2 separate regions of the Homo sapiens genome follow, and region 2 is linked to region 1. Evidence: read pairs that join two places in POLR2A ChIA-PET (ENCODE). Cell type or tissue: CD4-positive, alpha-beta T cell. All regions are shown on one strand.

The links. Peaks named below come from ENCODE experiments on the same cell type or tissue, not always from the same donor. Only the 100,000 strongest peaks of a DNase experiment are listed, where the experiment ranks them.
Region 2: POLR2A ChIA-PET joins it to region 1 with 11 read pairs; 2 of 35 experiments call an interaction of 5 or more read pairs at or near these places.

The regions. Positions count from the first base shown.
Region 1 is chr19:50,356,426-50,358,925 of GRCh38, reverse strand. It overlaps NAPSA (napsin A aspartic peptidase), which reads left to right. Exons shown (of 9, transcript NM_004851.3): 9 at 146-449. The coding sequence ends at 373. All of the region lies in intron 3 of LOC105372437 (a long non-coding RNA gene), which reads right to left. Among named protein-coding and RNA genes, the nearest start is that of NAPSA, 8.0 kb to the left of the region's middle. In CD4-positive, alpha-beta T cell, CTCF peaks have their summits at 1,460 and 1,661 (motif pointing left); DNase peaks (open chromatin) are centred at 355, 1,005 and 1,675; H3K4me3 peaks cover 1,793 bases; H3K27ac peaks cover 1,733 bases.
Region 2 is chr19:50,569,596-50,572,095 of GRCh38, reverse strand. No RefSeq gene overlaps it. Among named protein-coding and RNA genes, the nearest start is that of LRRC4B, 2.4 kb to the right of the region's middle. In CD4-positive, alpha-beta T cell, no CTCF peak of the experiment used is centred here; no DNase peak of the experiment used is centred here.

The DNA.
Region 1 (2,500 bases):
GGGCCACAGAAACATTTCTTTTCCCTGTGATGGCAGTTTGTTGGCGAACATCAAAGAACCCGAGGGTGGGGGGGATGGACGGGCTCCCAGGCAAATGGCCGTCCTTGTGGCCGCGACACCCAGTTGTCGTCTTGTTGCCTTGCAGACTACTCGAAATGGCGTCCGCCTCTGCTTGTCCGGTTTCCAGGCCCTGGATGTCCCTCCGCCTGCAGGGCCCTTCTGGATCCTCGGTGACGTCTTCTTGGGGACGTATGTGGCCGTCTTCGACCGCGGGGACATGAAGAGCAGCGCCCGGGTGGGCCTGGCGCGCGCTCGCACTCGCGGAGCGGACCTCGGATGGGGAGAGACTGCGCAGGCGCAGTTCCCCGGGTGACGCCCAAGTGAAGCGCATGCGCAGCGGGTGGTCGCGGAGGTCCTGCTACCCAGTAAAAATCCACTATTTCCATTGAGCGAACCTGCCTGGGTTGCTTCTTTTCAGAGCGTACTTTTTAACGAGAAAGCTTTGTGACCGGGCGCGGTGTCTCACGCCCGTAATCCCAGAACTTTGGGAGGTCGAGGCGGGTGGATCACCTGAGGTCAGGAGTTCGAGACCAACCTGGCCAACATGGTGAAACCCCGTCTCTACTAAAAATACAAAAAAAATTATCCGGGAGTGGTGGCGCATGCCTGTAATCCCAGCTACTCGGGAGGCTGAGGCAGGCGAATGGCTTGAACTTGGGAGGCCGAGGTTGCAGTGAGCCAAGACCGCACCATTGCACTCCAGCCTGGGCAACAACGAAACTCCATCTCAAAAATAATAATAGAAAACTTTGTGCCTGTACCCATGGAGTTGAGGAAGAGGGAGGCGAAGGGTATCACCCCTTTTCTCCAGGACGCACCCTGGTGAGGGGTTTTGTAATACGAGTCCCATGAAGCCCCTCGCCTACGCTACCTTCCGTCAAAAGCTCCCGGCGCCGTGGAGCATCACGGTCGTTGTAATCCACGCCGTGGTCACGCCCTGACGGGGGCGGGCGCAGCCACAACATGGGTGGGAGGCGACAGGTTGCGACGGCAGCGACAGGTGGCAGTGGGGGTTGGCCGTAATTGGTAAGGGTTTACCAGTTCCTGTTCAAGGGGGCAAGGATACCATTCCCCCGGATCTCATCTCCTGTTTCTCCTCTCTCCCTCCGGATTCCTAGACCCCTGGGGAGCTCGAGGCCCCCGGGTTCGGGGAGCGGTGCTGCCCCACCCGCGGAGGTGACGTCACTCTCCCCTCCTCAGCCTCTTGCTACCCAGAACTAAATGATTCGACAAAACGACCGGTCGAAAAATCTGGCAATCCTTTAATCGCATCCCGAGGCTTCTGGAAGAATTGTGTTGAGCGATTCTGGGGACCCCGAAAAGAGTCAGGCCTGAGCCCCATCTCGAGAGTGTGCTGCTCTGATGGTGGAGGCCGACCTGATCACAAACCGCTAAACTACTAAACACGGGGAGATTCAGGTCCCAGTAAGCTCGGGCAGGAGAGTCAGGGAGGAAGCCTCTGTTCTGCTCCTTTTCCCGTGGGATGCAGAGAGCGAGCAAGTCGGCATTCCAGGCCGGTGGGAACCGCTAGGGCGGAAGCAGGGAAGCTAGAAAGAGCCTGGTGTTCCAGGGGTCCAGCTCTAGAAACGGGTGGCGGCTGGGAAAACAGGCCCACACCTCCACCTTGTGGCCAATTGGGAATTTGCAGGCACGGCCTCTCAGAAACTACTTAAGGGCGCTTTGGGTGAAGTTGGATGGGGTGCTGCAGACGGAAAGCATGAGGGGCGAGTTGAAAGGGCCCAGATCGAGTGCTCTGACTGAGAAAACAAAGCGGGGGTGGTGGTGGTGGTGGTGAGAGTTATCATAGAGACACTGTCCACTGTTTCAGAAAAATTCCCCAGAGCAAGGAGTGCACAAAGTGGATCTTTACTATTATTATTATTATTATTTTATTATTGTTATTATTATTGAGACAGGGACTCACTCTGTCGCCCAAGCTGGAGTGCAGTGGCGCGGTAATGGCTCACTGTAGCCTCGAACTCCCCGGAGAAAGCGATCCTCCTGCCTCAGCCTCACGTGTAGCCGGGACCACAGGCGTGGGCCACCATGCTTGACTAATTTTTAAATATTTTGTGGAGATTTTTTTTTTTTGAGAGGGAGTTTTGCTCTTGTTGCCCAGGCTGGAGTGCAGTGGCACCATCTTGGCTCACTGCAACCTCTGCCTCCTGGGTTCCAGCGATTCTCCTGCCTCAACCTCCCGAGTAGCTGGGATTACAGGCATGTGCCACCACGCCCGGCTAATTTTTGTATTTTTAGTAGGGACGGGGTTTCTCTATGTTGGTCAGGCCAGTCTTGAACTCCAGACCTCAGGTGGTCCGCCCGCCTTGGCCTCCCAAAGTGCTGGGATTACAGGTGTGAGCCACCACGCCCGGTGGAGACGGGGTTTTGCCATGTTGCCTTGGTCATTATTTATTATTCACTATGTGCCAGGCTCTGTCCT
Region 2 (2,500 bases), 210 kb before region 1:
TGGGGTAAGGCATAAGGCCAAGCAGCTTAGCACCCATGGTGGTGCGAGCCACCTTCCCATAGCTTCCTATCATGGGTGGCAGTCTTGTTATATCACAGCCCAGGTGAAAGGTGCCTGGGAGTTGTCCAGTGCAACTGTGTGGAACTAAATAACAGGAACATCTGAGTGGCTGTGATTCCTTTAGCCATTGTCCCCCATGAGTCCCACTTTGAGAGATTTTTCTGAGCAAACCAAACTACATTAAGTGAAAAGTTCATTCATTTTCCCATATTTTATTTATCAAAGGTATACCAAACTGCCGATCATAGCTTCTGATTGGGGTGAGACAGGCAGTGAACACACTGAGTGGATAATTTTTTTTACAGCCTGAAGCAAAGAAATTTGAAATTTAACCTCTGAAATCCCATCCCGAAGGAAATGTACAACTTCCATTTTTTTTTTGTCTGTTTTTGTTTTTTGGTTTTATTTTTTGAAATGGTGAAAATACCTTTGAGCACTCATTACTGTGGAGGGTCACTGTCCCTGTCTCTTACCTAATACCATTTCTGGGACATCAGAGTCCCCAATCCATGTTGACAACATGAATCAAAACTGAGGATCAGTGTTCCAGTTGCTCAGGACAGTCACCTGAGTGGGAGATTAGAGTTAAGCCTTAGGGCAAGGTTTAGGGGACAGTGGGAAGCGTTAAGATTTGGTTTTGTGTTTGAGCCAAACCTGGGGCCGCATCCTCATCTTTTTCCACTCTGCTTCTCTTCTTCCTCCACGCCACACCTATCTGGCTCCCATCTCTCAAACGGGCCCGGCTTGCTGCCATCTGGGGGCCTCTGCCCCAGGTGCTTGCCCCTGTGCACGCAATGAGCTATCTCCTTATTTTGGCCTCGCCACAAAAGACACCTCCTCCAGGAGGCCTCCCCTGATCACCTCAAGTCTGTCCTCCTGACCGCCCACCAACTTCTCTCCTCCCTAATTGTCCTCTTATTTTCTTCATTGCTCACACTGCTCTTGGAAATAGGACCTTGAGGGGTCAGTTCCACGGGGACAGGGGCTGTCTCCTTACTGTTCTCCGGCCGGGCTCTCAAAGCCCTGAACAGTGCCCGGTGCTGAAGACCCTTGATGAGCTCTGGAGGTTGACGGCAAATCATTTCTCCTTCAGTAAAACAGGGGCAGTCATACCCTCCAGGCAGGGCTGAGACTTAGGCTGCATGGACCAAGAGGGTTCGCTGGTTGTTCAAATATTGGAATACTTCCCTGCTTCTCTAACGGCCCCACCTGACACGGCTTGGCCTCTCACCTGAGACCCTCTTGGTTTGTTTTTTGAGACTGAGTTTCGCTCTGTCACCCAGGCTGGAGTGCAATAACGTGATCTCGGCTCACTGCAACCTCTGGAGGCCTCCCGAGTTCAAGTGATTCTCGTGCCTCAGCCTCCCGAGTAGCTGGGATTACAGGCGCGCACCACCATGCCTGGCTAATTTTTGTATTTTTAGTAGAGATGGGGTTTCACCATGTTGGCCAGGCTGGTCTCGAACTCCCGACCTCAAGTGATCCTCCCGCCTCGGCCTCACAAAGTGCTGGGATTACAGGTGCGAGCCACCATGCCCGGCCGAGACCCTCTTGTAATGAAAGGGTTAACTCAGGGCTCATCAGGGGCCTGCTCTCACCTGTGCCCACCAGGTACCACCATCCCTAGGAGTTGGTACCGCATGGTTGCAGGATTGATGCCACGCTTGTGAGGTGCTGGGCACAGCATCTGGCCTGTGGGAGACCAGGAGGAACCGCGGGCTGCCACCATGTGATTCTGTTTTGCTGGTATCACCATCGGTCCTGGCCTACTCTGTGCTGGACCCTGGTGCACACACACATTCACTGGTCCAGTCTCACGAACTAGACTTGAGCGGCGCCAGGGGCGGGTGAAACCCGAAGCACCACAGCCACCTGCCACTCCCTGGCCCTCGCCCAGCCCCTTCTCAGTTTCCCCTCTCGGCAGCTCTCAGGGCTCAGCACCCACCAGCGCCCACCCAAAACCGCCTCTTCCGAACCCATCTGTGACCTGGCTTCTCTCGGGAACCCTGGCTCATTATAGATGTGTCTGGCCCACTTTCCTTCCAGCTTCCAACCCTGACTCTCCCCAGGCTCTGCCTGCAGGGGTACAGCCACACTTTCCCTCCCTGGGGCTCTCCGAGGAGAAGGGGAAGAGGGAGAGTCTGTCCCGGGTCCCCTGGCACTGAAAGAAGGAACCTTCATCTTTCTTCTCTCTCTCCTGAGTCCTCAGTTATTAGTCAGCGTTTTGGGGGATAACAAGGCAGGGGTGAAACTTCTGTGCTAATTTTAACATCTGGAAGGATCTTCAGTGTCCTGGACAGGGGCCACCCCTCCTTCTGGGTTTCTCCGCCCCTGATTCCCGATGTCCCCCTTCCTTGGGGCCCAAGCTTTTGGGGTAGTGGACCGGGGAGGTAGAGGGGAGGGTCACGGTGACCTCCCAGAGGCCTCTGCATCTGCCCTC